Linked DNA regions of Homo sapiens: region 2 is linked to region 1. The links are chromatin loops, found by intact Hi-C in ENCODE. Cell type or tissue: breast epithelium. All regions are shown on one strand. Links, peaks and the distances in the headings refer to the core of each region. The heading gives the core; the rest is flanking DNA.

Evidence for each region. A loop is a pair of places that touch in the nucleus more often than their neighbours do. Peaks named below come from ENCODE experiments on the same cell type or tissue, not always from the same donor. Only the 100,000 strongest peaks of a DNase experiment are listed, where the experiment ranks them.
Region 2: it touches region 1 in a loop (12-fold over the local background); 1 of 110 quality-filtered maps calls a loop at or near these places.

Annotation. Positions count from the first base shown.
Region 1 is chr3:29,582,807-29,599,942 of GRCh38, reverse strand. It overlaps RBMS3 (RNA binding motif single stranded interacting protein 3), which reads right to left. Exons shown (of 15, transcript NM_001003793.3): 4 at 12,738-12,829. Among named protein-coding and RNA genes, the nearest start is that of RBMS3-AS2, 51 kb to the left of the region's middle. In breast epithelium, for the core only: no CTCF peak of the experiment used is centred there; no DNase peak of the experiment used is centred there.
Region 2 is chr3:29,494,726-29,511,861 of GRCh38, reverse strand. All of the region lies in intron 3 of RBMS3 (RNA binding motif single stranded interacting protein 3), which reads right to left. Among named protein-coding and RNA genes, the nearest start is that of RBMS3-AS2, 140 kb to the left of the region's middle. In breast epithelium, for the core only: no CTCF peak of the experiment used is centred there; no DNase peak of the experiment used is centred there; H3K27ac peaks cover 1,456 bases.

The DNA.
Region 1 (17,136 bases), core at 3,753-11,752:
ACATCTTTTTTTGTTTACTATATTTGTCTTTTAGTATATTTCCTGATTTGGGTGAATACTTTATGGATTAAGATCAGTTTTTGCACTTCAAATGGAGAGTCTTTCTGTGCTTCACGCAGAAGTCTGAGTATACAATTCTGTGATCATATCTTCCATAATCAGCAATCATTATTCTATCCTTTTCTGAGTTTTAACCCTATATTGAATATATACGAAGAGCTAGGTTTTGTTCCTTTTTAGTTAACCAAGCCTCCCTGCTACATGAATGTTTGTACATTTTTATTTTTAAATTTAGTTACGTTTCTAATAAGCCTACACACCTGTGGACGTGTGTCTTTTCATGTTGATTGGAATGTGGTCAGTCCTTTCAATCTCCATGAAAGGATATGTCATCTCTGGAAAGATGTCTTTAGTTTATGTATCTGCTTATTGCTTCTGTTTCAGCTATTCTTATTTCTTCTTCTGGATGATGTACTCACTGTTATGTTAGACCGCCACTCACTTTTTTTTCTATTTTCTTTTTTTAGATTTATCTTTTTTTTTTAAAGTTTATGTGGGTGCATAGTAGGATTATATATTTACAGAGAACATGAGATACTGTGATACAGGCATGCAGTGTGAAATAAGCACATCATGGAGAATGGGGTATCCATCCCCTCAAGCATTTACGCTTCAAGTTACAAACAATCTAATTATATTCTTTATTTTAAAATGTATAATAAAGTTATTATTGGCTACAGATACCCTATTATGTTATCAAATAGTAGCTTTACCAAAAAAAAAAAAAATCTCCACTCTCTGCCCACCATGCTTGCCATGTTTTCTCTCATTCTTTTGATAATTTGACCTTTATTTTCCTGCATACTGGGAAAGCTTCTTTAATCAGTTCTTTAAGACATTAATTTGATTTTCTGTGGTGTCAATTCTGCCCCGACTATCACCAATATGGAATTTAGTTCTGTTACTGCACAATTTTTATTCTTTCTAATACTTCACTTCACTTAGTTCTCTTTGCTCCTTAGCTTAATGTTTCTTCATTTTGCCCTACTGAATTTGCACTGAAGCTGGCTTCCTCCTTGTAGGTTTTTGTTCCTTTTAAAAAAAAATCTAAGTTTATAAAAAATACAGTTAAGCATTAGGTATTATAGGAGAAATGTTTTTAAAATACACATTCTCAGATTGTGCTCTTAGAGACTCTGATCTGATGGCTCTTAGACGGAGGTGGGGAGACAGAAGAAGAGAAAAATAAAAAAGATGATGAAGGCACCTCCTCAAATGAATCATACTCAGCAGGAATGAATGCAATATCAGATGCCTATATTTGACAATATGATATGGTTGATATGTATTTGTTTGTGTGTTTGTGTGTAATCTTATCTTCTAGAAGTTAAGTAAGGGAGAGAGAATAAGAAAAACAGGACTTTTGTATAAAATAATTAAGTATAGACTAAAGAGATATTAAGAATCTCAATTTTGCTCTAAGATTGTCTCAGTAATTATAAAATCCTTGAGTCTTTCTGGAAATCCGTTGCCTATTAACCTTGGTCTTTCAAGGGTAGTTGTTGATCATTCTTTACTGTATTTTTGCATATTTCATGGGGAAATTGGGAGTGGCTTCCTCGGGAATATATAAAGCCAGAAGCTGGGTACACAGTTTTAATGATGTTACATTAGCAAATCAATATTTTCTGGGAATTTAAAACACAGACTTCTGTGTGCTGCATTCTGGTATCCAATAAACTTAACTTTGTTTGATATTGTGTCTTTATAAGGTAGTGACATTTCTTACATTAATGTCTAACTATGGATATTTCCGAAACCAGATATCTAACAATACACTGGTAAGTGTTCGTCCACAAGTAATATGTCATTCTTCTCATGGAGTGTGATTTATATTTTTTAACGGTGATGATTTCAGTAATGTCTATCATCTTACAAGAAATTTACCTTTGAATCAGAAAAGAGTAAAATTCATTTTGTGCTGGTCTCATCAAGCAACTTTGTTCAGTTACCTTAAATATGAACACCAGGGAAGACAGTTTATCTTTGATATGTGAATATAATTTCCAAATGGATCCTTAGGCTAAAAGTAATTCATGAGTATGAAAAAATGAGCTCTTAATATTGCGTCATTTAAAACTTTATTTCCTTTATAGAAAGGTATGATATTGCTAATGTCCTTTCACAGAAAAGTGAAAAAAAAATCCATTTCAATAGGGAAAAAAAGTCTGGTTTTGTTTTGAATTTTACCATTTTCTAAAGTTGAATATTCTCTTAAGTTTGGAATACTTCTTAGATATGAAGAAGGAGTTAATGTGCTTACAGATGTTGGAATGTCAACTCCCACTGATTTAGCCAGCAGACTCTAAGTTTCACGGTGTGGTTAAGTCATTCAAATAGCAGTTAAAAAGTGTGTCCTGGACACGGTGGGAAAAGAGGATTAAACTGAGTATGCTGCCTTCTTTTTCACAACACTCACATTTCTGTTTTGTTTTTGTGTGTCCACTGTATGCATTTGTGAACAGCTCTCACAAGTGTCCAAGTGATACACATCATAGTGTAATAAATATAGCATGCACACAAAACCAGAGATCACAGAGGCCTATCATTCAAGTTTGTTTATTACTTATCTTTAGGTTTCACTTTCAATAAAAGTCAGATGTGCTGAGGAACTATCAAACATGTTTTAGTTATTGTGTTATTCCATGGAAAAATTATAGCTACCTGTGATAATTAAACATCTTTAAAAAAACATGTATTTTGGGAATGTATATGTGTGCATACACATGTAAATATATGCAAGTGTATACCCAATTTCTTTAAGACTTCTAAAATATAAGAGTTATTGGTCTTCATTTCCAAATTCTTGTCATCTATTTTCTGAAGAAACAAAGATGTCCATCTTGTCCCATTCCACCAGTCAATAGTTAGAAGGATTAAATTGAACCATTGTTTGTGAGCTCAGGAATTAGGTTCTGAATAATTCATTAGGATAGTGAATTAAAGGACTATTTCTGTGCAAAATTCAGTTTGAGGTCACAAAAATTTATCAGAATTGAAAACCATTAAAATATAACCAGTACTGATTATTCATTTGTTCATTCCCATATTCATTAATTCCACAAAGATTCATGAAGCCCCACTATGTATATCAGGGACTCTAATAGATTCTGCAGTTCACTGATTTAATAATTTTATCCAGTCTGTTATTCCGTTTCAGAAATTCAAAAGCCAAGCTCCGCTGAAGAGACTAGAAAACAGCATTAACAGACTTATGATCTCCTTGGAAAGAATAAGGCTTTGGAACCAGAAAGGCTTGGGTTCAAGACCACTTGACTATCTTAGTGAATGTGGGACATCTCCTATTTTTTCACCTGTACAATTGGAATAATAATACCTACCTCCAAGGACCCTAGTAAGAATTAAATGAGATAATAATTATAAAAGCACTTAACCTATTCACCAGCATTAAGGCTGATGTTCAAGAAATAATCTCCTTTATTCCCTGCATCCGTTTGTCTGTCTCCTTGCCTTTTTGCAGAATAGATATAGTTAAAGGACTTGAAGAGCATCTCAGAGCACACCAGAAGTAAATTACACAGAAACAGAAGGTGGACCGTGAACCTCGGTAGTCTGTAGTTTTCTCAGTGTTAAAATGTTCAACCATTTAGCATAATTCATATATTATATAATTCCACCATTCCAATTCATCCAATCATTTTTAGAGTACAGTATAAAAATAAAATGCAGAAAGCAATTATAGTTGGTTAAAAGTTGGGGCCAGGAAAGCAGGAAAGCCAATTATAGTTGGTTACATAGTTGGGTCCAGGAAAGCTTCCATTGCTTCTACTTTCTTATGGAAAGATAGTGGTGTAACACTCCTGGTCCTTCTCTTACTTGTCCACTTACATAATACTTCCAAATGGGAGAAATAATAACTCACCGGTCTTGTGAGTTTGAGAGCAAGAGCTCAGCAAGCGTGGCTCATTGCTCTCTCCCTTGTCCTTGGGATCTAACTGCCAATAGAGAGCACATTCACTATTTCCTCCTAGTATCATAAGAAGTAAAGATCTCATCCATGGGTGGGGAGACACATGGTTGTCCGGCACTCCCTGTGACTGAATGGCTAAACCAAATTTTGACATTCGCTATTGAAAGATTCATTTTCCTCACAAACCTAAGTCACATTTTCCTAATGTAACACCAGCAGTCATACAACCAATAGTTTTCTTATTTTGACATACTTCTTTGTCTTTTTCAGTGGGATCAGAATCTACGTGGGACAAAGCAGTACTTTTAGTTAGGCACACCCCATGGACAACAATGGTGTTTAGAGAAAATACCTTTTCCTTTCAACTTTAAGAACAAATTATTAAAGCCATGAATGAAGACTATTCATTATTTGGTTTTCTCAACAGTACATCCAGAAATGAGTAATTGACTCAGATCAGCTTGTGGACACATTCTCTTCAAAGAGGCAGGATGAAAGTTTGAAAGTGTTGATGTTTCTTTTCTTTCTTTCTTTTCTTTTTTTTTTTTTTTTTTAGACTGACTCTTACACTGTCGCCCAGGCTGGAGTGCAATGGTGCGATCTTGGTTCACTGCAACCTCCACCTCCCGGGTTGAAGTGATTCTCCTGCCTCAGCCTCCCGAGTAGCTGGGATTACAGGTCCCCACCACCACGCCCAGCTAATTTTTTTGTATTTTTAGTAGAGACAGGATTTCACTATGTTGGCCAGGCTGGTCTTGAAATCCTGACCTTGTGATCCTCCTGCCTCGGCCTCCCAAAGTGCTGGGATTACAGGCGTGAGCCACTGCACCTGGCCGATATTTCTTATAGGTTGAAAAGAACTTGAATTCCACACATATCCTTCAGTAACTAAGTGCCTAGTCAACTAGTAGGGATCCCAGTTTAAGACACTGAGGCAATTCTTTTGTTGATTTTTGTTTTTGTCCAATGCTAGGAAAGCAGAGAATTTTACTAGTATACATATGCACTGTTTCACTTAAGATGACATAGTAGAGTCCTTGCAAAAGCAGAGGGTAGTACCCACAGGCAGATTATGGAAATCATTCGATATAAGCTAATACAAATATTTAACTTTAGATGAGTCTGCTTCAAAAACTTCAAATAATTAATGAATAGGATTAAGATCAACCCTGACAATTTCAATATTGAGTTTTGAATCCCTGCATTCAGCATTTGGATCAGGAAAAAAACTGAGCCAAATTGACATAGCCAACAAAGCAGATATTCACAAATATTTTATAGACATGTAAAAGACCAGCCAGTAAGTATTTCTTTTACAGAAAATTTTAAAATTTTCAATCATGAGAAAAATAATACTTATATATTTTTAGAGAGATCTGTCTGTTGAAGATGTATCCCACAGGAGCAAATGATACAAATATTCATTTTAGGAAATGAGATAGAGCAAGGTTTACATTACATTGCATCAGTCATTCAAGAGTAATGAACTATGTTAAAAGCAACATCAGAATGATTTTCTTTGGAATCACAGTTATTTAAAGTGCATTCCACAACTGTAGAGGAAGGTGTCTTGTCATATTCTTACACCCACTGGTACAACAATAGAACAACACGATTTGAAGAAGGTAAGTGTTGAAATAAAAATTTACTGATCAATTAGAATTTGACTCACATGAAAAAAAAATTCCAAACAGTGCAATATTAGGATGACTTGAAACCAGACAACTCCCACAAAAAAGGGGGGAAATGATGGTAGTTTATGCAACTCTTCTATTGTTATGAAGATGCAGGATATAGACAATAATAAAACCCAAAGATGCTATCTCACTAAAGAGTCTGGTCTATTTTAAATTACTATAGAAATTTTTCATAACTATTGCTTAAATATAAGTATAGTTTTCTCCTCTCATTTCTTTTAGATACATGTTCAAATGTCACGTGATTAGAAAGGCTTTTCCTGACCATTGTACCTAAAATACTACCATCTCCATATCCTATTTAACCACCATCTCCATCTCCTATTTTGTAACTGTAACTGGTTTTAATTTTCTTCAAACCAATTGTTACAATCTAATAAATTATATCTCTTTGTATAACAGTTACTTTTTGTAATACCCTATGTGAACTTCATGAAACTTTGTTTGGCTCAGTGCTATGTCTGTAGCATGTAGAACAATCCTTGTGGATAGCAGGTGTTCAACATAAATGTGTTGCGAAAGTAGGAGAATGAGAGATTCCTGCTTCAGTTTGAGCCTACAGCCCTTGTCCCCATGGGGGAAAAATGGGATACAAACAAATGATAGCATATAGGGATTTCTGATCCTTTGATCTTATTGCAAAACAAACAAACAAAAAGACATGGACATTATTCTAGGAACATTAGCATCCCCAGATAGCCCTTGTCCATCACTATATAAAGTATTGATTGTTTCCCACCCAGTCTCAGGAAACAACTCTCGAATCGCCTGCTCAAGTTACCCTGGAACAATGCCTCTTTCCTTCCTACATAGGGAGCCCTTGAGAAGCCTCTATGTTTACCAGGAGGCTCCATCCCACTGTAGTGACCAATAAATAGCAAATAGCCTGTTTCTTCTGCTTTACCTAGGAATGATAAAAACAAAAACTACTAATACGATCTTATACTACAGGAGTGTGGCTGACAATGCCTGTCATATACCTGTGCATTCAGAAGAGTAGCTTTGGTAGACAAGCCACATTATGAGGCCAATAGTTGCACTTTGGTAAAATGGTCTAGAATATTCTATTGAATACACCCTTCCTTTTTTTATTATACTTTAAGTTCTAGGGTACATGTGCACAACGTGCAGGTTTGTTACATATGTATACATGTGCCATGTTCGTGTGTTGCACCCATTAACTCGTCATTTACATTAGCTATATATCCTAATGCTTTCCCTCCCCCCTCCCCCCTCCCCCAATCCCATGACAGGCCCCAGTGTGTGATGTTCCCCTTCCTGTGTCCAAGTGTTCTCATTGTTCAATTCCCACCTATGAGTGAGAACATGCGGTGTTTGGTTTTTTGTCCTTGCGATAGTTTGCTGAGAATGATGGTTTCCAGCTTCATCCATGTCCCTACAAAGGACATGAACTCATCCTTTTTTATGGCTGCATAGTATTCCATGGTGTATATGTGCCATATTTTCTTAATCCAGTCTATCATCGATGGACATTTGGGTTGGTTCCAAGTCTTTGCTATTATGAATAGTGCCGCAATAAAGATATGTGTGCATGTGTCTTCATAGCAGCATGATTTATAATCCTTTGGGTATATACCCAGTAATGGGATCACTGGGTCAAATGGTATTTCTATTTCTAGATCCTTGAGGAATCACCACACTGTCTGCCACAATGGTTGAACTAGTTTACAGTCTCACCAACAGTGTAAAAGAGTTCCTATTTCTCCACATCCTCTCCAGCACCTGTTGTTTCCTGACTTTTTAATAATTGCCATTCTAACTGGTGTGAGATGGTATCTCACTGTGGTTTTGATTTGCATTTCTCTGATGGCCAGTGATAATGAGCATTTTTTCATGTGTCTGTTGGCTGCATAAAAGTCTTCTTTTGAGAAGTGTCTGTTCATATCCTTCACCCACTTTTTTTATGAGGTTGTTTGGTTTTTTCTTGTAAATTATACACCCTTCCTTAATTAACTAAAAGTCTTCTACTGGAATATAACTGATATGGCTTCACTGTGGTGATATATTTTGTAAATTCATTGTGTGTGTGTGTGTGTGTATGTGTGTTTGAATTTAAAATATTTTCTTTTGTATATTCCTTGATTTTGACTTTTCATCTTTTTATATGTCAAGTAAAAAATCCACTGGTTTTTTTTATTTTTTTTTCGAAGACAACTACTGTCAAGGTCATTGATTTATAAGTGAAGTCCTTTCCTCTGGTCTCAATCTGGTTTTCTGCCATGGTAGATATAATATTTTTACATTATGCCTTTCAAGCTACTTGACATCCTCTGGGACACTTAGTCTCTTTTGTGATTGCTTAACTGAGATTTACTCTACAAATCCCACTGGAAATGAATCACCTTTGGGAACTGTAATGGCAGTCTGGTAGTACACCTGATGAAGTCTTATCTGAAGGCCCTGAGAGGGAGTGACTTCTTTTCTGCGGACATTTCCTCTAGAATAAGATATACTGTGTTTACTCATATTTGGAATCGACAGAAAGCAAATAAGAAAGATGTCTGTTAAGCCTGAGATTACTCAAGGACTGGCTGGTAATAATTCATGACTGTTTAATATGTAGACCCATTCTAGTGTTTCTAAATATATCCAGGAAAAGCCTCCAAAGCTGTGCAGTTCTCCAGCGAGGCCTCAATGAGGCCACAGAGAATAAGGGGCAAGTAAGATCCCTCTGGATGACAGAATCAGGGGTTATGTGATTGGATAACCAAGGAACTTATTGCACTGACAACTCAAGAATTCTATTTCCACCTAGCAGGATTTGATATGTATTTGAGATCAATAATTTAGGCTTGCTTCCCATTTTCTCCTTTCCTAAATAGTCATTTTCCTTTAAGTGCATGTATCCTGTTGTTTCTATGTCATTCTACATTGCGGGAATTCAGACAGATAACTTCTCTTTTAAAGGTATGACTTGCTGAGCTATGAGGAGGAGCCATGGGCCTGTTGGAGATAACCGAGTCACCAGATGCAATCACAGCTTTGAGGTGGGTTCTTTTTGGGAAAGAATTAATGCATGCCACCTAAAATGTATGTATGCATGTCACCTTTATTGATGTCATGGATGCTGGATAGCCAAGGGGATGGACTATTATTAATTTTCTCTGCTTGCAGAGGCAAAGAAGTCGAAACACTCATCATTTCATACTCTCTTACAAGAAAGCGGGAAATCATATGACTCAGTTTTGGCTTTTGAGTTGTAAGCACAAATTGCTGATTTGAGATTCTGGAAAAACCTTTAAAAGGACAAAATCAGCCATACTGCTCCTTCATCTATTTGCTTTTTTCTCTTTTTCCTGGATTAACTGTGGATACAAGAGCTGGAACTTTAGAAGCCATCTTATAAATGTGTGACATAAAAGCCAGGGATAAAAGATGGCAGAGCTGCCTTGATCCTTGATGGCACCCCAAAGAATTGGCCTCTGCTGTCTATCTATGGCCTTCTTCCTACTGAGTAAAATAAATATCTGCAAGTTAACTTATTGTTAGCAGGGATTTCTTCACTTTTTTTCATGCTTATAGAGACACATATTCCTTGGCCAATAAGTTTTTTCTCTATATCCTGAAGTTGCCAAGAACAGTAACAGCCAAAATTCATAGTCTGGAGCTGTAGCAATTCAGGAGATAGAATAAGTGTTAAACATTCAGAAAAAAAAAGAATTTTTTATTCAATCTTCATTCTCCAATATTCAGTACCCTGCCTAGACAGAGTAGGCAATAAAAAATGTTTGCTGACTGATGCTACTTATTATATATTTTAAAGAAAATAATTTGGAATAACACATTTAAAACATGTATTATGATTTATAGAAGGTTTAGTAGCAAATTTGAATTAAATGTATAACAATATTTATTGAATAACTAACATTTACTAAATTCTTACTATGATCTAGGCTCTATGCTAAATACTTAATGTATTTTTTAAAATTCTCACAGCAGTTCTCTAACCTAAGAGTTATTATTAGAGAAGTTCAGAGATATTTAAGTAACTTAGCCAAGGTCACACAGCCAGGTGGTACCAGAGCCAGGATTCAAGGCCAAGTTTACTTCTCTCCAAATCTATGCTCCTAACCACTATGTATTACTAAAATATTCTGAATCTGATTTCCTAAAAGAAACATGACTTTTGATACCAAAAAAAAATAAATAAACTCCTTTGTGGCAGAACAGTAAGTATACAGAAAAATGTTCATCTCCGTTAATGGTAATTCATTATTAATCAATTACCACTTCCTGGGTAACTTGCTATTGGTTGACAAATCAGTTGGATTTTCCATATGCACACACTGGAATAAGCTAGCTAAATAAGACAATTCACTTGGAGAGTTTTATGTTAGCTGAAGGTTACTATTGGGAAACTAGAGTGTTGGTAATATTTTTATTTTAAAATGCTGGAGTCACTAAATGTGACACCACAACCTGCATAGTAGGATATTGATAAGAACAAGGATGCAAGAGGTGATTCAGTAGATACTTAAATGGCCAAAAATATAGTGCAAGTTTCACACACCCAGCAGACTGCAGGTTTATATGATAATAAATAATAGTTATCACCAGGACAAAGGAGGAAAATGCCATGAAATCCAATAGCTCAGTGAGAAATCTGCTAATACAGTGGTGGTCAAGCTTGTCCTATTTTATTCTCAAAGGGAGCCTATTTATTTTCTTATAGATAGTTAAATTACAGAGTCATTCATTGCTGAAAGTTTTCCAGTAGGCAGATATGAGTCTAAAGCTAAGAGAATAAGAATTAACTTCACAGGCAGCAGAATTAATAAGGTAAAATCTTTGAGCAGACTACAGAAATAAAAGTGACTTTAAACATTCCAATTGGAATCTCATTTTTTGTACAGTGGGCGTGAGCCAATGGCCAAAATGCTGGCTAGGAAAAATAATCGTTTTAGGAGGTCTTTAAAATATTTCCCCAAATCAAATAGCCTTCTGACTAGGTGAGATATCAGTGATTAGAGAGAGAGAATGAAAGAGTCAGAGGGTGCGGGGGAGTGGGTAAGAGAGAGAGAGAAAGAGGGATTCTCAGTGCAGCAGAATGCTGGGAAACTGAGGGAAAATATTCATAATGGTTCCCCAGTAGTTATAAAATCAGTGTCAACTTTCTTTTCCTGTTACACAAGATGGCAGTGGTTTTTATCTAACAACTAACTATACATATTCTGAGGACATTTGAAATGGTGGAGATTATGCATGCTGTTTTCATTACTTCTAAAGTGCTACAATCTGCTAACTTCCAGATTTGGGAGTTTACCAATGGAATAGATCAAGAAATTCCAATAACAACTTTTTCGTTAAGCATTTTTCTATTCATTTTCTTGGAAGTAGGTGTTACTTTCAGTCCAGATTCAAGTTACTTATTTTACATATACCTAACAGCTACATTTCATCATTTGTTTTGTGGGTATAGGAAGTCACTACTTAATGCCATTGACTCTTTGCCAAGTAACCTTTAAACCAAGACATGTATATAATTTCCTTATTAATTAAAAATGCTAACTTCATCAATCTTAGTCCATGAAAAAAATCCAAAGCTTCTAGGCATAATCTTGATGAAGAATACATTACACAGCTGAAAGAATTCAAATTTATTCTGCCTTGAACAACTAGTCATGTGTCATAAAGGACAATGAGTTCACCAAAGTAATCTATATGGGAAGTGACTTGCAACAAAAGGTTAACAGATATGGTCTGTATCAGTTCACTAGAAGACAACTGAAGATGAAGAAACCAAATATCTTACCTCTAGTTATTTGAGGTCAAAATTGGAAAATGTTATCAAATAATGTTAGCAATCTCAACAAAATCTAAATAACTGAAAATCTGACTACCTTATCATTCTATCACTCAACTCTTATGGGAATACTTAAATGTATACACGAGCAGAGCATGAATACATTAGATCAGGATTTCAAGGTCTGTTGGCCATTCCACCTAAAATTTATAGAATCTAGAGATAAATAAGTTCACTATTATCAATCAGAAAGAATATTTAAAGACTTAGGATGCAGGTGAATAAATCCTAAATGGCCATCATTTTAAAGCAGACATCTAATAAGCATCCATGTTATAAACAATTGTTTTGACTTTTTAGCTAGAAATATTTATAGATTTATAAGACATTGCAAAGATAGTACAGAGAGAGCCTATGTACCCTTCATGAGGTTTCTACAAATTTTACATTTTATATGATTATATCAAAACCAGGGAACTGACATTGGCGCAATATGTATATATAGTTCTACGTTACTTTATCAGGTATAGATTCTTGTAACCACCACTGCAATCAGGACACAAAAGGATTGTAAATAATTTAACTTATTTTCTTAGATAATAAAATACATTACAGTTTCAGGTAGAAGGTTCTAGAATACATATTCTATTTAATGATACTTAATTATTGAAAATTATTAATACCTAAAAGTATCTTAGAAAACTCTACATATAAAGGCCAAAGTGAAATTCTAGCAGTACAGACACGGTACACTTCAGTTAAACTCATTTCCCTGCACAGATCAGACAACCCCATCATTCAACAATCAGCTCTCCCCAGCTAAGAGAACACACACTTTTTTTAGCACACAGTTTATCAAAGACAAGTTGCTGATAATTCTACTACTCTAAAACTGTTTACCAGTAGAAGTCCAAGACACATACACACAGACACACCCCATCTTTCTCAAGCAGAACAGAGCACTTCACGAGTGTCCTTAAGTCTCTAATGAGGTTACCATAACAAAAGATACAATAATAAATATAGGCAAAGAAACAATGAAATAAGCCAGACAGATTCTCCTAAGCCAAACCTAATGTGGAGTTTCTTACTTTCCCTAACAAGAAAATATAAACCAAATTGTTGCAAACTCCACGTTTGAGTGAGCTCAGAGCAAAGGAGAAATATTTAATCTCTCCTTCTTCCTTCCTCCTGATCTCTCTCTCTCTCTTTCACACACACACACACACACACACACACACAAAAAAAAAAAAAAAAAAAAAACACCCCTAAACATCAATCTTACCTTAGCCATCTGTGCCTGCACGCCATTTGCCTTGAGAGATGCTACCGCTTTCTGTGCGGCTGCAGGACTGTCAAAATCTACAAAACCATAACCTGTGAAAACACAAAATCCCCTTGTTAATATTCACAAAAAGCTGAATCTCTATCTTCACTGATGAAGTACAAGTTTACAGATAGACTTGCATTCATTTCTTCTGACATATTACCCTGGTTGAACATTAGGCTCTTAGATTAGTGGTCCTTAATGCTTTGGGAGAGATAACATCATAATGTCTCTAGACATAAAATAGTAACTCTTATTTTCTAGCCATTGTTTTGGAGATTGGGTGTAGAATCAGTAACCCAATTTAACCTAATTTGGTGAGTAAGATAATAGACTGTTTAACCGTGTTCTTTCTTCATGGATTATGGCAAAAGTGAGGTACACAAAGTGCTGGAAAATATAGAAAATTCTCTCCCTAAAGTTAATTTTCAAAACCTCAAATATTGATGTTAACAAAAACCATGATAAGAACTCGCAAAAGGTTATCAGCAACTGCAGTAGTGCTTGGCACACAGTAGGCATTCAATAAATACATGTTGACTTCATGAATAAGTAAATATTGTGGATGAGAGGGTTTAAAACCTAGTTCCATTTGATTACTAAGCCCATGCTCTTCCATTATCTTGTCTATCTCAATGATAGCATCTTAAATTATTTTGACTCGTACAGATCTGTGAAAAAGAATGATTAAATACATAAATATTCATGTTTCTTTTAAAAATAAGAAATACTATGTTGCTTATTTGTTTCTAGTGTACAGTCTGAAAAGGGTATATGAGTTTCCTATGCTATTCTGATTGTGTGCTTGTGTGGATGTCTATATATGGTGAAAGCAAAGAAATAGTAAAACGGCATCAATGAAAAGTCCATTTTGTATGTCCTTAAGCTAGCTAATAGTCCAAGGCTTAGCCTAACAGTAATGTTAACTGCCAAGAATATTTTGAAATATAAATGCTCAAGAGTGAGTATAAGGACAGCTTTGTTTGGCATGCTTAACAAGCTCACCATATGTATCCTATACTTCTTCTCATCTGTCAGGCAGGGAATCATCTGTATTCTTATACTTATCTCATTTAGAAGTTTTGAGGTGAGCCACTGAAGCAAACCTACTAACCTACTAAGGAGGTGTACTGTGACACCTCCTCTCACCCCAAAATAACCAAAGAAGAGTGCAAGGGAATCCAATTACGAAGTTGTTTCTTTTAATTAACTTTTTAATTTTTTCCCCTCGAATCTCGTCTTCTTTTTCTCCCTCCCAGCATGTTATCGTAAAATGAACTTGTTACACAGCAGTGTACTGTAAAATGCTCTTGAAAAGCTGGGCAGAGAAGCTGTGAAGTTTGTATTTCTAATCCAAAAGGAAGCCTGTTCTGTAAGTACTGCTAATTCTTCTCTCCCTACAAAATCAAACTAAATGGGTAATGTAAGTATTACTACCCAGTAAGATGAGTAAGATAGAAAAAAAAAGTGGAAGTAATAGTCAAGAAATAGGGTCAAGGGGAGAAGAAAGCAAAACTATAATCTGGATGTCATCTCTCACATGTCGGTTGCTGTGCTAGGTAGTTGACACATTGGCACTTGGTGAAGTCATAATAACATCAGGTACTACTGGCTTCGTGCCATTATACACATGAAGAAACTGAGGTTAGGGTAAGGTGATCCAACTTGACAAGAATCACAAGCCACTCATTGAGCAGATCCAGGATTTGAAGTAAAGTCTGCATGTGTCCTTTCAAATACACCATACCATGAATTGCTTTATATCCCTACGTTGTAAACTATGCTAGTAGCCTCTGAAGCCCATCAGAGAAAGGACTCAATTCTTGAAAATTCCTTAAATGGCATGGAATAAAACAATTCCATATAAGATAATTTAATTGAGCTCATTTAATCGTACATTTGTCAATGGAGCAGTTGATGAGTTAAGATGAGATTGACATGGGAACCACCTTGTACCTTACACGTTGGCCAATCTTCCTCATCCGTTCATCGGCTTATTTATTCATTCAATAATAAAGTTCTATTTCAGGCACTGCACTAAGCAAAGGGTATATAGTGGTGGGAGAAAACCTCAGTTCCCATGCATGCAACTAATAGTTGAGTTGGGAGATGGATAAGAACAAATAACCATACAAATGAATATATAATTACAAAATTGCAGATCTTCCTTGAAAGTAAATGACAGCATATAATATAGATTTTAATTTTTGATTGTTCACTATTGAAAGTTTTAAAGAAGCAGTGGTGTGAAATGATCTGCATTTTTAAATTGAGATTGCAATGTTGCGGGGGAGCTGGGAAGCTAGAATGGGATCAGGAGATGACTTAGGGGCTATTGCAACATTCCAGAGGAAAGGCAGCTGGCAATGAAATAGGGTGAAATGGATGCTTTGAGTTATATTTTGGAGGCAGAATTAACAGGGCTTTGTAAATGGATTGACTGAACTGGAAAGAAGGAAGACATAAAGACATAGACAAGGATTACCACTGGTTTTGTTTGTTTGGTTGGTTTTGTTTTTGCCATAAGCCACTGGGTGAGTGGATATGTAATTTATTGAAATGGGAAGACTCAAGGAAGAACCAGCAGGGGAGAAGGAAAATCTAATTATTGGTCTGAGACATGTTGAGTCAGAAATGCCCGAGACATCTAAATAGAAATGTCAAATCGCAGCTGGATATATTAGTTTGGTGCTCAGAAATGGAGATGAAATTGGAAATATAGGAGGACAACAGCACAAAGATATAGATGTTATTAATAGGAAATAGTCAAAAATGCCCAGAGTAAGTATAAAAGAAATAGGTCCAGGATTAGAACTCAAACAACTTCAGCATTTAGGCATTACATAAGAAGAAAAGACTGCAAAGAAAGCTGGAGAGTCAGAGAGGAAGAAGGAAATGAAAAGGGAATCAGATGTCTCAAATCCAAGGTAAGAAAGTATTCTGAGGAGGGAGAGATCAATTATGTGAAATGCTACTGAGAGTTTGAGCAAGAAGATAGCTTCAAGATGCCCAGTGTCTTTAGAAACATGATGTCACTATCATGATTTGCTTTAGGCAAGTGATGGGGATTGAAGTCTGCTGGAGTAGTTGAAGAGTATGAGCAAGATGAGGAGGAGGATTTACAGGCCTCTTTGCAGTTATCTTGGCTGGGAAGAAGAATTAAGAAACAGATTTAGCTAGCAGGGGATCTAAGGTCAACTGAGTTGTTTCTGTTTGTTTGCTTTAAGATAGGAGATGCTATGGTTGTCTGTGTGTGTGTGTGTGTCTATTTCCCACCTGATTCCAGTGTGAAGCTAGGGTAGGAAACTGCTGAGTATTCATGTAAATTATTCAACAAATCATTATTGACCACTTTCTACAGGACAGATACTGTTCTTGGCATTTTTGAATGTTGAATATTGATAGGAAAGATCAAGCAGAAAATAGATTAAAACTACAGGAGGACAAGTGGATAATTTATAGAATAACATTCCTGAGAGAGTAGAAGGGTGGGCGTATCTAGAAACTTCATGAAAGTGTTGCCCTTCGCCAGACAAGGATCCTCCCCTTCACCCATTGTACCTGGAAGAAAAAAGAGCACTCTCCATTACCAGGTGTTGTTTCATTGTATTACCCCAGGTACTGGGACTGTACCTAACATCTAGCCTATGCTTAATAAATATTTGTGAAAATAAATGGAAAGCACGTTTAAAAAATGTTAACTTACTTCATGGAATTATGATGGGGATTAACTGATAAAAGTGTCTATTAATACTGTTGGGCTATAAAGAACACATAATGCTAAGTGGTCATGGTTCTGTTTCAGCCATGCTGCCACCCAGCAGGCAGCCTCTTATTTTATGGCTCCCACCCTTTAGTCTAGCGTGCCTTCTCTCTGGCTTCTTCTCCTCCTTTCCACCCCCACATGGTACACAGGATATTACAAAATCAAGATGTTGACCTCCAGGACTAAACTTCAATCTGAACGGAGGACATTTCTGTGAGGGTAGGAGACACCCTGAGAGTTCTCTGAATCAGGGATGTTCTGGCTAAACTTTGAAAAAAGCGTACTTATAAAGAGTCATTCTGCCAGCGAGGAGAGAGAGGTTGGCCCTTTTGTACAAAATATCTGTATTGATGGTTCCAAGCCAAGGGGGATAAAGGCTTCATAAATAAAATTAAAAATAGGGGATAAGCTACCAAATCAGAAATATCTCACCAAATTATGTGTTTTTCATATATACACACTTTCACTAGTTACAATAGAAGTTTATGTAAAAATGTCTCAAGTAACCCTGAAAAATACTCCCATTCTAGAAATAAACATTGCATTACTGAGTTTTACATGACAGCAGATACTACATCACAATCAGAAGAA
Region 2 (17,136 bases), core at 5,460-13,459, 90 kb after region 1:
GAAATTTCTGTTTTCAGTTAGTCTTGTGATACATATGCTTTCATTTTTTTCCCAAGACACAATTGGATCCTTCAACTTTAAAGTCATAATGTGAAAATCCCATTTTTGTTATTATTCTTATAAATGGTGAAGTGGTTGAGTAATATTCTCCAAATAAAGGCAAAAGGGGTGTTATTCTTTATGTATGATGGTCCTATGAGTAGGGTCCATAATTTTAATTATTTGTGCTGATTCAAACTCTTTTGCCTGGCTCCCCTTTATTTCCAACAGCAGACATTGGCAGTGTTGGGCTAAATATAAAGTTGAGGTCTTTTGACATGAGTTAGAATCAGTAGACCCAACATCGTGACTCACAGAGGCACCAACAAATACCATGGAAAAGTAAAACTAGTTCTCCACATGTTATATACTGAATATTAAAGTGACACAAAACACCCACGCACAGAACTAGTTTTATGCTATCGCCTGTTCATATACCTTATTAGGATCACTGTTAAATTTGAGAATCACACTTATTTTTAGAAATTTGGTTTAAAATAACCTTTTTTATTTATTTTATTTTATTTGAGATGAAGTCTCTCTCCGTCGCCCAGGCTGGAGTGCAGTGGTGCGATCTCAGCTCACTGTAACCTCTGCTCCTGGGTTCAAGTGATTCTCCCGCCTCAGCCTCCCAAGTAGCTGGGATTACAGGTGCATGCCGCCATGTCCCACTAATTTTTTGTATTTTTAGTAGAGGCAGAGTTTCACCATGTTAGCCAATAGGTCTTGATCTCCTCACCTAGTGATCCACCCACCTTGGCCTCCCAAAGTGTTGGGATTACAGGCGTGAGCCACCACGCCCGGCCAAAATTAACTTTTTATTTTAATCAGTTCTCATGGCATCTGTTGAAAGATTTTCTCCTTTATCACTAACCAAAAGGAAACTCAAATCTTTTCATAATAAAATATTTGTAAAACATGCAGAATAGATTTTAGCACAGAGTGGGCACACAATAACTTGTAATTTTAAACAAGAGAAATGCATAGCATCTGCTCATATCTTTATAGGAAAAAATAAACAATGCTAACATAACTAAAGCAATGCTGCAAATAGTCAACAATATTACAAATTGAGCATCCCTAATCCAAAAATCTGAAATCCAAAAGCTCTAAAATTTGAAATGTTTTGAGTTGCTTATATGATGCTCAAAATTCATGCTCCAAGAAAATGCTTATTGGAGCATTTTGGGTTTTGAGTTTTTGGATTTGAGATGCTCAATTAGAATGCAAATATTCCATGATTTGAAAAAAAAATCTGAAATCTGAAATACTTCTGGTCTCAAGCATTTCAGAAAAGGGATACTCAACCTGTATCATATGGTACATTATTTGACATAGGCAATAGAAAAGGGACTTTACCAAGAGCTAACCTAGGCAGGGAACCCTCTATAAAGTAAGTAGAATTTAAGTTTGCCTAATAATCTAAGTCAGGTTTAGAATGGAAGAAGAATAATGAGCTGGAGTATGAGCTGAGTAAAGACTGAATGGTGGTATAAGTATAGCGCGTTGGGAGAGTAAAGTGACTGGTCTTCTTGGTGTCAAAGATACATATTAGAACAAGGTGAAAATCACTATGGGTTGATCTATGATATCAGTGCTCTTTAAATCTATACTGAGAAATTCAGACTTGATAAAGAATGAAATAACAAGTCACATACAGGTTTGAAGCAGCCAAATGTTGTGATTAAAGCATTGTTTAAAGAAGCAGTGTATCTGCAAAAGTATGGAGTCCACAGGTACTTAATAAGAAATTGTGCTTATTCCATCTCTGTGATAAATGGCTGCAATTTTATCCCAGTTTCTAATCACAGCCAAAATCACATGCATGATCATTTTTTTGTGCTATAACCATGAATTGAGAATCTGAGATGTGGTTAAGCCATTCATCATTTTATTCTTTTAGACATGCATTGGACAACTACTTCACGTGCAAAGCATGTGCTAAGCATGAGTGAACAAGAAATGAATACGATACAGTCCTTTGTTGTTGTTCTGAATAGGTGTACAATTCTCACTCTTGATAAGCCCATAGTTTAAGTGAAACATGAATAAAGAAAAATCACTGATTATACACAGCTTGCTAAATTCTGGGTATACTTTTGGGAGAACAGACTTGTATTAAGGGATATAGAGGAAGGATACCAAAGGCAGCTTGGGCTAGCGTGGAAGGCACAGGGAAAGCTTTGAGGAATTTATCAGCTGAGTCTCGCAAGTCAAGGAAGAGCACACAGGCAGCATAAAAGAGGGATGACATGTGAGACATTAAATACCCAGGCTTTAAAACAAAGCAGACCTGAATTTATATCCCAAATCTGCTATTTCATGTTATGGCAACTTAGGCAAGTTCCTTGTCTCTTTCACCTAGAAAATGAAGACAATAATTATATCAATTTGAAAAAACTGCTATCATATATGTAAAACTCTTAGAATAATTTATGTACATAGAAAATGCTCACTATATATTAGTCATTATTAGTAAATGTGGGGTGCTTGTTACGTTACAGGCAAAGAGAACAGGCACCAAAGTATTTTTCCATGTGGCATGTAAATAATTAGGTATGGTTGGTTGGATATGTGGTAAGAGATAAGAATTGACCAGAGCCATCACTATGGCCACATAGGTTGCTCATTGTATAATTCTAGAGATGCTATTCACATGGAGTAGAATGTGAATACTCCCTACACTCAAGAGTTATATTTTGCAATCTACCCACCTGACAAAAGGCTAATATCTAGAATCTACAAAGAACTTAAACAAACTTACAAAAAAAAAAACCAACCCCATCAAAAGTGGGCAAAGGATATGAACAGACACTTCTTAAAAGAAGACATTTATGCAGCCAACAAACACATGAAGAAAAGCTCATCATCACTGGTCATTAGAGAAATGCAAATCAAAACCACCATGAGATACCATCTCGCGCCAGTTAGAATGGCGATCATTAAAAAGTCAGGAAACAACAGATGCTGGAGAGGATGTGGAGAAATAGGAACGGTTTTACACTGTTGGTGGGAGTGTAAATTAGTTCAACAATTGTGGAAGACAGTGTGGTGATTTCTCAAGGATCTAGAACCAGAAATACCATTTGACCCAGTAATCCCGTAACTGGGTATATACCGAAAGGATTAAAAATCATTCTACTATAAAAAAAAAGCGCACGTATGTTTACTGCAGCACTATTCACAGTAGCAAAGACTTGAAACCAGCCCAAATGCCCATCAATGATAGACTGGATAAAGAAAATTTGGCATATATACACCATGGAATACTAAGCAGCCACAAAAGGAATGAGTTCATGTCCTTTGCAGGGACATGGATGAAGCTGGAAACCATTATTCTCAGCAAACTAACACAAGAACAGAAAACCAAACACTGCATGTCCTCACTCATAAGTGGGAGCTGAACAATGAGAACGCATGGACACAGGGAGGGGAATATCACACACTGGGGCCTGTTGGCAAGTGGAGGGATAGGGGAGGTATAGCATTAGGAGAAATACCTAATGTAGATGATGGGTTCGTGGGTGCAGCAAACCACCATGGCACATGTATACCTATGTAACAAACCTGTGCATTCTGCACATGTACCCCAGAACTTAAAGTATAATAATTAAAAAAGAAGGAGATATGGGGAAAAAATAGATTATATTATACAAATGTACACTATTTCTGGTGTTAGAGAGGAGAGAACAAGCCAGATGACGAGAGGCCTTATATTATGATTAGTAGTTAGAAGTTTCTCTTTCTTGACATCTCATTCCAAATAACAGAGATTCAAAATTTCACATATATAATTGAATTTTAATGACAATATGAATCTTCATATTTTCTCATTATTGAAAAAATGAGTTTTTCTTGCATCTCAGTATTGCTAAATTGTGCTAATACTACTTTAGTCATTATTGTTGTTTTCTATTATAGATAGGAGAATTTTTTAAACATATAATGAACATTGAAAAATCAATACCTCACCACACAAGAACCCTTGTAATCACTTCTATACAATTCCTTTAGACCTTTGCCTTCTAAATGCATTATGTTTAGAGAATTGTGGTCAGATCATGGATACAATTATATAATTTTATTTTTTTGCTACCTTTTCAAGGGTTAATTCAGAAATATTTATTAGCTCATATTATGTGCTAGGTCTTGTTTTTGCACATATGGAAAAATATGCTCTCCCCATCAAAGAAGTCACAGTGCAGAGGAGAGAGACATGTCAACTGATAATTACACATATCAAGTAAAAACATTGTCAGAAGCCATCATACTTCACATTTTGACCTAGTTATTAGCAGAGCATACATAGATTTGTCTTTTTTTTTCGCAATTAATATCATACTATAGCTAGGTTTCCATGCTGCCTCAGAGTCTTAACAATTTTTCCTTTACATAATTATAAAATACTCTATAGTTTTAACCAGAGTTTAGCCATTTCTATTTGTGCATATTAGGTTATTTCCAAGTTTTCAGGAATACAAAGCAAAGGTTGCATTCATGTGTATAATTTTTCTATTCCTAAAACATTATTTCTGTAGAAAAAAATTACATAATCTAGTGTATGTACCTAAAGAGTATGGAAAGTTTATTGACTCTTGAAATGAGGTCATAAAAGAACCTCATTTTTTTTTAAATACAGCTGATAGTAAAGAGATATCCTAATGTTAAACTTCAAGGAATCAGAAAAAGAAAGAGAAATTAAGGCCAAAGTTAGCAGAATAAAAAAAAACAAAGATCAGAGCAGAAATAAGTGAAGCAGAACTAGAAAAACAATAGAAAAGGTCAACAAAACCAAGAGTTTTTTTTTTTTAAACAAACAAAATTGACAAACCTTTAGCTAGACCAACAAAGAACAAAAAGAAAGAAGACTCAAATAATATCAGAAATGAAAGAGGAGATATTATAGCTGATACCAAAAATACAAAGGATCATAGGAGACTTCTATGAACAATTATATACCAACAAATTGGATAACTTAGAAAAAATGGATACATTCTTAGACACATAAAACTAAAACATAAAAACCAAGACTAAACCATGAAGTAATGGAAAATCTGAACAGACCAATAACAAGGAGATTGAAACAGTAATAACATTTTTCCCATGAAAGAAAAGTCCGGGACCTGATGATTTCACTGTTAACAAACATTTAAAGAAGAACCGATACTAATACTTTTCAAACAAGACTTCCAAAAAATTGCAGCAGAGGGAATACTTTTAAATACATTTTATAGGGCCAGCATTTTCCTGTCATCAAAGCCTGACAAGAACACTGCAAGAGAAGAATATTACAGGCGAATATCCCTGATGAACATAGATGTAAATAACCTCAACAAAATACTAGCAAGTCAAATTTAACATCACATTAAAAGAAGCATTCACCATGATCAAGTGCAATTTATTCCAGTGATGTAAAGGTGGTTCAACATACATAAATCTATAAATATGATAAATCACCTTAACAGAATGAAGGACAAAAACCATATGATAATCTCAATAGTTGCAGAAAAATTATTTTACAAAATCCAATCCCCTTTCATGATAAAAAATCTCAACAAATTAGGTATAGAAGGAATGTATCTCAATACCTGAAAGGACATATATGATGGACCATAGCTAATATCTCATTCAATGAGGGAAAGTTGAAATTTTTCTTTTCTGAGATTAGGAACAAGACAAGGATTCCCACTCTTACCACTTCTATTGAACATATTACTGGACGTCCCCTAGCGAGAACAATTAAGCAAGAAAAAGAAATAAAGGGCATTCAAAATGGAAAGGAAGAAGTTAAATTATCCTTGTTTGTAAGTAACATGATTTTATCTATAATGTAGCCTAAAAAATTCCACCAAAAAACTATTGGAACTAATAAACAAATTCAGTAAAATTGCTGGATAAAAAATCAACATACAATATAGTAATATATGTTAAGTACACTTAACAATGAATAGCCAAAAATGCAATTTTTAAAATCCCATTTACCATCACTACAAAAATATCAAATACTTAAAATTAAATTTAACCAAGGAGATGAAAGGCCTGTACATTAAAAAAAGATCCAAAATTGATAAAAGAAATTGAAGAATACACAAATAAATGGAAACATGTCTCACGTTCATTGATTAGAAGAATACTATTAAGATGCCCATACTACCCAAAGCAATCTACAGATTAAATGTGATTGATATAAAAATTCCAATAACATTTTTCACAGAAATAAAAAAAAGTCCTAAAATTCATATGGAACCACAGTATTCCTCAAACAGCCAAAGCTATCTTGAGTAAAAACAAACAAACAAACAACAAAAAAAAAAAACAAAATTGAAGGCATCACACTACATGACTTCAAAATACACTACAAAGCTACAATAATAAACAGAGTATGGTACTGGCATAAAAACTATTACATAGATCAGTGGAACAGAATAGAGATCCCAGAAACAAATCCATGTGATTACAGTCAATTGAGTTTTGACAAAGGTACTGAGAATACACAAGAGCAAAAGGACAGTCTATTCAATAAATATTGTTGGGACAGCTAGATGTCCACAAGCAGAAGAATGAAATTAGACCTTTATTTCATACTACATACAAAAATCAACTCAAAAGGGATTAAAAATGTAAATATAAGACCTGAAACTATAAAACTACTAGAAGAAAACACAGCCGAAAAGCTCTGTGACATTGGTCTGGTCACTTATTTATTGGACATGACACTAAAAGCACAGGAAACAAAAGTGAAAATGGATGAATGGGACTACATCAAACTGAAAAACACAGCCAAGGAAACAATCAACATGGTGAAGACATAACATATGTCTGATACGGGAGGAAGTATTTGCAAACCATAGATCTAATAAGGGGTTAACATATATCAATTCAATATCCTAATTTTAAAAATAGGCAAAGGACCTGAATAGATATTTCTCAAAAGAAGACATACAAAGAGCCGACAGGTATATGAAAACATGCTCACCATGACTAGTCATCAGAGAAACACAAATTAAATCCACAATGAGCTATCAACTCACACCTGTTAGAATGGCTATTAGGAAAAAGATGAAAGATAAATGTTGATGAGGATGTGGAGAAAAGGGAATCCTTGCACATTCTTGGTGGGAATGTAAATTAGTATAGCCATTAGAGAAAACAGTATAGAGGTTTCTCAAAAAATTAAAAATAGAACTACCATATCATCCAGCAATCCCACTACTGGGTACACATCTGAAGGGAATAGAATCAGTATGCCAAAGAGATATCTGCACTTGCTTGTTCATAGTAGTAATTATTCACAATAGCCAAGAAATGGAATCTACCTTCAGAACCTTTTTTAATTTTTAATTTTCCAATTAAAATTTTATAAATAAATAAATCAGACAGAAAAAAAGGCAAGAGGCCTGCTCACTGCCTCTTAAATTATTTTTATGGTTGCCTTCTCATAGACCAATCATCACAAATTTCCACTTTATTTGGGTTCATGTTTTGTGGCCCCCTAAAACTCATAAGGTCCTGTGCACTTTAAATGAGCTGCTGCTCCCTGGACCAAGACAGAGCCAAGTCTTCATGACGTACAAATTACCCAAGAGGTCATTTTTTTCCCCTACTAACTGGCACGGCTCAGACATATGTGTGACCTGGGCAAAACATCAGTCCCAGATCCTGGCTAGTGAGAGGGAAGAATTTCCTCTCTAAACTTAGAGACCAAGTTTGTATTTCTGGAGTGGATCTAAAGGTCATAGCCTCTCTGTGTTTCCACATGTGTGCAGTTAGCTAATGTGGGCTGGGAATTCTGAACACAATCATCTACAAACTGTTTAGAGAACAAAGCCCAAACAAGGCCGCACAGAGCTTCAGGTAATGCTTTAACTCGAGTTAAATCCAGATGAGAAAGCCTTTACATTTTTTCCCCATAGCTTCTCCCCAAAATTCAAAAATTCTGGCAATGTCAAAACTAACTGTGGTTTCCATGGAGGAACAGGGATGCCATGCCACATAGGATGTTATTTTTTCCACTGCAGAGGTACTTTATAGGCACCTATTGCAAACGATCTTCAGCTTCAAAGAAGCAGGAAAAAATACATCTGTGGTCTACCTGAGAATTACTTGATTTTGGTTACAAATATGAAATGACTGCCTTGCTGTTATGCTGCTTCCTATAAAAATCCTATCAGCAAAATTAACACAGACAATGGTGTTGGAGAAGTAAAACAATCCTCCTTACAGTTCCCAAAGCAGGATCCAGTTATATTAGGATTGGTGCCTGGAAGTAGAATGTCAGGCCAGAGAAAGACCACTCAGGAACTAGGCAAGAAAGAAATGTAGTTAGAATCTAAACACTGTAAAAATTCAGACTCAAACTTGGACAGGGGAATCTAGAGTGAGTACGAGGAAATAAAGCATGTGCTTGAATATAGCTGTTGAAAAAAACTGAGCACAGATGCTTAACATTTCCGTAAAGGACAGAAGGGAATGAATGACAAGGTAAATCTCGGTAAGAATTAGAGGCTGGAGGGCAACTTGAGACAATAGGAAACTACGTGGATGGGGGAAGAACTTTCTGAGAAAAACCAGATTTCAAAAGAAATAATTGGCCTTAGCAGGCGTTTGGATGTTTTGCTGCAAGAATTGGTGCCTGGATGAATTCAAAACATAAAAGTCTTTGGATTAAACTTTATCATACCTTTAGAATTCAAATAGAAAATGTTTGTTTATCTCTGGATTCATCCATCAAGAAGATAATGACCCCCAAACATTCTCCACAACTACACGCAAGCTATTTGAAGAAAAGAAAAGAGACTGGGTAAGTAATTGGGATAGAGTGGCCTCCTCAGAGGTCTTAACCTTATCCCCACTGAGCAAATATGGGAGGCAAGCCAAACAGAACTTAAATAAGATGAAAGAGAGCATTTGCTCTGAAACGACCACATAGGCCCTTTAAAGAAGCACATGGCTCATTCTGAGTCCTGAGAGTAAGAGAAAGTATCAGCTGCACCTTGTCTTTCTACCACAATAATTCTGAGGCTATTTTCCCACTTAAAATTTATTTAACTGCAGCTCACTTTAAAGTTAACCTAGATAGAAAGCTAGACATTTGCCAACATAAGTGCAAAATTGAAGTTAGCAGAAAACCATTCTCAAAATATAAAAAAGGAAAATGATTTTAAATGGAACAAAATGATCAAAATATTTTCAAAAGGAACATGTGCTTTCATAGTGCCAGCTCCATGTTTTTATATCTATATTCAGTGACAAACAGAACTAGAACCCCTAATCGATACTGTTTATAGTGGGATGGAAGTGGGAGAATAAGAACTACTACATGTTTCTATCAAATTGTCTGCCTTTATGCGAACTCAAAACATTGTGCTTGTGTCTAATTGTCATTAAAAACATCCAGGATCATTTACTTCTAGTCTTACTTATTGGGATTATTTTATGGGAGAAAGAGTGAAACAGTGGAGAGACCTATGCTTTGGGAGTTAGACAGACTTAGGTTTGGATGACCATTTGATGTTTGACACATTTCACAGCATCTCCTGGTTTGTTTCCTCATGAGTAAAATGCGAATAATAATAATTTTGTTAGTTACTTGATGTCCATTCAACAATGGTATAGGCTATTGAAAGTTGAAGATGCACATGTCTTCAATGGCCAAGCAGGTATACAAATGAGTGAAGCGGGCTGGTTTTAAGAAAATAAAGGATAGTTTAGGTCCCGCTAAAAGGCATTCTAATTTAAATACTTTTAACAGTATTGTAGCCAAACAAAATTCCTTCCCTAGACAAATTTGCCCTTCTGATGAATTACAGGAATGTTCTAAGAGACTTCTAGACTCAGTATGCTCATGGGGCTGAGCTGCAGAGTATGTTAGTATAAATATATCTCTGACACCATAACTACCGCGAACCATTTTTCTGAGGACTACACAGCTCTTCGTTTACTCATTTTCTGCTCACTGTTAAGTAGGGCGTCTCTCCTGGGCAAGCAAGCCAAAGACACCATTCATGATCCCTCCCCTTAGGATTGACTTTCCCCTCTTTTTTGAGTATTTTTATGTTTATGTTTTGAGTTTGGGTATTGGTTCTTTAGTCTGTTTTATTTGGTCCACTGATTGGTTGGTTGATAGGCTGATGGGAGATAGGTTGAAGAGTTTACCTTCCATATTTAAGTAAACTCAGACAGGAAACAAAAGATAGAGATGTTGGTAAATGCTAATGCAGATAGGGCTGACCCTTGATGCAACAAATGGCTGCGGTTAACAGAAGCACCGTAAGTCTTCCTCCTAAAACGGATAAATTAACCTCGGGCTTGCAACAGCGTCGGATGTTTTCACAAATTTACGTGTGATACTGGCTTTCTATTGTCTACAGAAGATCACTTGTAAACTGGAACCATCTTATCTGGAAAGATATATTTTATATGAATTTTTTAAAATGTCTGCAACAGTAAACAGAGACAAAGGGTTGGCTCTAAACTAGTAACTTTTGAAAGACGCACAGAGTGGAAATATAGACTGACCTGGACACCATAAAGGAATGTACTTAGTTGTACTAATAGTCCATATTAATAAGACATAATATGTGGCAAATACAAAGTGGACGTGTTAAACTTTCATGGAGATTTTAAACATATACACATGATATCAATGCTTGAACAAGCTTTTATTAGATAATTGTATATGCAGTGTTAACTTGTTCTTACTTATCTTAAATTACTTCTCACAACAGCAGACAACCACAAAGAACCTGACAACTCCCTAAGGCAGAACAACTTCCCCAGGACTTTTCGGTTTATGTAACATAGCAGATGCTTAATTACAAAGAACTATGGGGATTTCATTTCAAGATTCCTTTTTACATTTTATTAAACTAAAATATAAACTTTTAGGTAAATCTTTATATAACAATTTTTAAACTCTCTTTGAATAAAAATACCTCATAAATGTTTTGTCCCTGTGATACACACACACACACACACACACACAGATGTACTGACATACACATGTAATTATATACAGTCATGCATCACTTAACAATGGGAATACATTCTGAGAAATGTGTCCTTAGGTGATTTCATTATTGTGCAAACACCACAGTTTACTTACACAAATGTAGATGGTATAGCCTACTATACACCTAGGCTGTATGGTATAGCATATTACTCCTAGGCTACAAACCTGTACCGCATATTGCAATACTGAATACTGTAGGCAATGGTAACACAATCATAAGTATTTGTATATCTAAACATAGAAAAGGTACAGTAAAAACATGGTATAATCCTATGGGACAACTGTCATATATGAGTTTTGTCGATGACCAAAACATCATTATGTAATACATGACTATATATGTAGAATAAATATGTAAATATATGTATATATAATAAAATTATATATATATATTTATATTTCACTTGGAGTTATTCTTATTTGGTTCAAAACAATAGCCAGAAATTGAGATAGACTGAGAAAATTTCTATTTTCTATACGGGAATCTTTGACTTGTTAAGTTGTCCTCTTGTCATATTCTCAATTTTATCATCTGCTTCCCTATAAAAAGAAATAGTATTACCAATAATTTCCTTATATCTTAGATGTGAAATTAGGAATTTTCTCACTTTGAACCCCTCGTCATTCAAAAGAATGTATGGGAAGATTGAGAAAATTTTATGCCACAGTGTCTTAATACTATTTTTTTTAATGAGCCTACAAATTCTACCTTATGTAATTCTTCTTTTTTACAAAAAAAAAAAAAGAAAATCCTTCTCATTGATTAAAAGCTACAGTTTTTGGTTTATCTATTGCAGCATGTGTCCCAAAGACATAAATTCCAATGTGCTTTATATTTCCCGTGGAATTTCACCACATGATTTCATTCAGTATATCTCAAATATGGTTATTTTTCACACTACCCTTAAGCCCAAGGCCCAGTGTGTTTTTTGACAGTTGCTTCCCTAAAATCGTTTGTTTCAGCTGCTGCTGTTTGAATTGTGGACGAGATCTGAGAATATGAACAGCTGTGATATCTGCAGCTTAAGCTTCCTATTGTTTATCGAAAGAAATTGTGTTTTTAAAAGTGGCATAGAAAAAGTGTTCCAAATATGCTTTATGATACAGGTTTCTGCTAATTCAGGGCTGGTGTCCGCTGAATGACCAATAGGTCTATCTGTATGCCTAGCAGTGAAAATAAACTGCCCTTTTCTTAAGAGAAGTAGAAATTAAATGAAAACTTTGTAATTTTCTCTTATTCCACAACTCAAGGAGAAAATTATACCTGTTTCTAAAATGATCATATTAAAGTACTTATATTGCCAATATTTTATAGATAAGCAGGCATCTGAGCTCACTTATAGTCCTTTGAAGAAGCATATCAAGTGGTACATTCACCTTTCAAACTCTATTTAGGTTTTTGTAGCTTGTTTTGTTTTGTTTTGTTTTTCAGCTATGTACATGAGTTTTTCTCTTTCATACCCCAGAGTTCTCTTTTCTTTACTAAAGGGAAGGAAAAAGAATAGCTATTTAGAATCAATATGATTAACTAATAATAAGAACAATGGCTAGCACCAAAGCAAATGATGATTGACCATGCCTTAAATGTTAGATGCTTTTACCATAGTTTAAAAAACTAAGGAGTCAAGAATCTTTAGGCATTTTTTTCCTTTAAACTTGTAAAACAATATTACAGAGTGAATAGCATAACAAAGGAGTGAACAAAGAAAATTTTTTTCCCAGAACCTATACAACTCAACTAGAATGAATTCCATCACCTGTCACTGCGATGGAATTTGCTTTATCTCAAACACACCAGGTTTATAGGCCCTAAAAAATCTTGAAGCTATCATATAGCCAACACCAAAAGGTATCTTTCATACCTTTAAGACATCCTTTAAGTACTTATACTTTTTGCTATTAACGAAGCTAATCTCAATAAACACAAGTCAATTCATAAAACACACATTTCTTACAGTTAAAATGTACTCAGAATGGCATTAAATTATGTAAGTTACATACAAGCTCTAAACAAGTTGGTTCCTAGAAGGTATCCAAGTCCAAGGCCATAGAAACATTTGCCTGATGTATGTGCCCGGCATATAACAAACATGGTTCCATGTAGTTCTGAAAATACCTTTGTATTGCAGGTGTAGATAACCTCACTTGACAGTTGAAAAACAGATGTTCAGAGATGTTATGTGCCTTGTCCAAGGAAACTAAGATCATAACTTAGAGAATTTCTTGGTATAGACTTCAATTAGAAAATTTTTGAAGAACTGTGTCTTTTTTATATTTAAAAGGTTATTTACATAGTATTACAAGTTTACATAAATTTTAGTGAACTGAATACACACATATATCATATTTGTGCATTATACATTATTATATTTTGTATATCATTTTAAATATACATTAGTATATACAATTTGCCATGTATTAATAAAATCATTAATGAACAAAAATAGCTTTAAACCATTAAAAAGAATAACTCCACATTAACAAAATAAGTACTCTGAATTAAGAATGAATACTTTTGGCCGGCCTCAGTGGTTCACGCCTGTAATCCCAGCACTTTGGGAGGCCGAGGCAGGTGGATCACCTGAGGTCAGGAGTTCGAGACCAGCCAGGTTAACATGGTGAAACCCTGTCTCTACTAAAAATACAAAAATGAGCTGGGCATGGTGGTGCATGACTGTAATCCCAGCTACTTGGGAGGCTGAGGCAGGAGAATCGTTTGAACCCGGGAGGCGGAGGTTGCGGTGAACTGAGATCGCACCACTGCACTCCAGCCTGGGCAACAGAGCAAGACTCTGTCTCCCAAAAAAAAAAAAAAAAAAAAAAAAAAAAAAAAAAAAATGAATACTTTTAGAGAATAACTCTGAGAAACATATGCATCTGTATGTCTTTGGTACTCTTCCTGTCTGTACAGGCCTATGGAACACATACCTGGCCAAGCTTGTGCTTTCCATTGATATAACATCAAAGGGTCTCAGAGACAGAGGTAAAGCACTGGGATCTAAGTGACTACTCAGAACTGTCCTGCATCCTCAATACTTCGGCAATAATCCTAACTACCTGGGTCCCAGGGAGTTTATAATCTAGAGGAAGGACACAAACTAATCATAAAAGCATGAGAGATGAGAGATGGGGTATCCTTAGATCTTTGCACACAGATGGTGCCCAAAGGAAGTGGTTTTGTAAAGGTGTTTAGATAGGATGAGTAGAGTCTTGGAGGACTTTTTGAGAAGGTGACTTTTGGAAGCAATAATTTACATAGACTACTAGAGGTAGGAAGAGAGAGCATTTTATGTTTATCGACATGAGTCAAATTCTTAAAATAGGGAAGTGAAAGACAGGAGCAAGGAAGCAAACAGAATACCTGGACGACAGTTTCTGTTTAGTCAGATAACATGGATTAGTAAAAGTAACATTCGGTTTACGGGTGAAAGTAATGTAACTCTATCATTTTATTTTTAAGCTGTTTTATATTCCTCAACAATTATTTTAAAAATGTTTTCCCAGGCTAGGCGCAGTGGCTCATGCCTGTAATCCCAGCAATTTGGGAGGTTGAGGCGGGCGGATCATGATGTCAGGACATCAACACCATCCTGGCTAATACAGTGAAACCCCGTCTCTACTAAAAATACAAAAAATTAGCCAGGCATGGTAGAATGCGCCTGTAGTCCCAGCTACCTGAGAGGCTAAGGCAGGAGAATCACTTGAACCCGGGAGGCGGAGGTTGCAGTGAGCCGAGACTCTAGCCTGGGTGACAGAGTGAGACTCTGTCTCAAAAAACAAGAAAAAAAAAAAAGTTTTCCCAATAAAATCATTTCTGCACGTTCTGCATGTACAAAAGCATTAGGGAAGTAGGTTACAATACTAAAGGCTATTGAACACAAGTTGATGCTTAAAACAGCAATGCTGATGTTATATTTCATGTTAGTGGATAATTTTACTTTTGTCTAATATGTATATTAAGTGATTACAAGCAAATGCTGAGTAAATATATAGCTATAAAACCTGCTGAAAAACGTGTAGCTGTATGACTTCCAAAACATAAATACCTATTTTGTTTTACATTTATATCAAGGACTTCTCAAAGTTAACACTAAATAATCATAACATAATTAATATCCTGATATTGGAAATAATAAGTTTGGAAAGCTAATTTTTGGCAGAAGTATTGCCTTTAGTTGTAGTTGTCTGGTTGGGTTGTAGACAACAAATAAAGACCATTTACCATCAAAGTGGATATTCTTTCCGAACTTGGCTGTAAGACAAGAAAAATTGGTATTTTCTTAAAAGAGTCACAGGATAAAAATTCTACGTAAAATGTACCTACAGGACAATTCTGAGTAAACTTGATGCACTAATGAAGGTTCCAAAGTTCCTGCATATGCTAACCTTTTCTGAAATGAAAACAAAAGCCAATATCAAAATCAAATAAAGCAAACCTTCAAGTTTATATATTGATGACCTATGACTGGTGGTAAACTTAATACTAGAGTAGATTAGAGTAAAATTCACAAAAAAAGGCTAGGGAAATATTACACACTTCATATTCCAAAGAGAAATATAATTTAAAATATAACTTTTTTTTGTCTTTTCTTTTTTTCTTTTTTTTTTTTTTTTTTGATGTGGGCGGGGTATACCTAATCCCATTATATGAAAATTGAATAAATGTGTTTTTCAAGCCATTTTGCTTCTCATGAGCTTCTTGCTCAATAGACTGTGAGCCCACCTGGTGGAGGTGATTATTCTTCTCAAAATGTAATTCCTCACACTCATAAATTTCACAGAACATTTATTTTAGTTTCCACTGCTTTCAAGAAATAAAGGTACTAGAAAAGAGGCTTTCCATGGTGTTGGTTTCTTCCTTTACTTGCTTGATTTCCATGTGGACCAGCCCTGGAAATGTCTGTTATCCGCCAGAGTTAAATAGTTCCACTTAAACATTTCACCACAAATGCATGTCAGTGTCACTTGTTAAAACTAATCCATAGGTAAAGGATACCTCATGTCCTGTAATTACTCTACCTAAACATATAACAAAATATAATATCCTGCCCTCCTTCCAGATTCAGGGGGTTCAACACAGAAATCTGTATTTCTGACCGGGCGCAGTGGCTCACACCTGTAATCCCAGCATTTTGGGAGGCCGAGGCAAGTGGATCACTTGAGGTCAGGAGTTCAACCAGCCTGGCCCACATGGTGAAACCTTGTCTCTAATAAAAATACAAAAAAAAATTAATGGGGCATGGTGGCGCGCACCTGTAATCCCAGCTACTCGGGAGGCTGAGGCAGGAGAATAATTGCTGGAGGTGGAGGTTACAGTGAGCCAAGATCGCACCACTGCACTCCAGCCTGGGTGACAGAAGAAGACTATGTCTCAAAAAAAAAAAAAAAAAAAAAGAAAGAAATATGTATTTCCCTCACATGTATAAATATTCCATCAGTGCATAAACAAGAAAAGTAAAATAAAATTGATGAATTCCAAAGTCATCCAAGTGTATGGCCTAATATTTATTCACCTAGAAATACTTTCAAAATGTATAACATGATTGTGAGTTTAGAACTGCTAAATGGATTCAGTCCAGTAACAAAGTCACACCACTCTCTGAGACAATCTAGATGGGCTCTAAATCCTCTCTATAAAATAAGTGTCATATGCAGAATTATTTCTCTTATAGAAGAAATAACAATTTATGATTTTATTTAATAATGAATGAATGAATGAATATCCTTCATGGATGATTTCAGAACTTTTGGATACTTGTCTCCAATTTTGATTTTAAGGGCTCAATGTTATGTCAAAGGTAACATAAGCTCCATAAATATAATTTAACCAGCCTGTGACAACAAAGGCAAAAGAGAGTATTTCAAACCCTCAGAAGTGAGCTGGTATGTTTGGCACACTCTATCTACTCTTATATCCTATGGTTAATAGGCATGGAAACTTTCTACGGAATATCCATTACTCATTCCCTCTACTCTAAACATATAGCCTGTCGGAAATATGATGGTGGTAAGGCTGGTGGGTGCAGGGAGAAAAGGGAAACCAACCTTCAAAAGCAGGAAGGCATAGACAAGTGAATTCTTTTAAG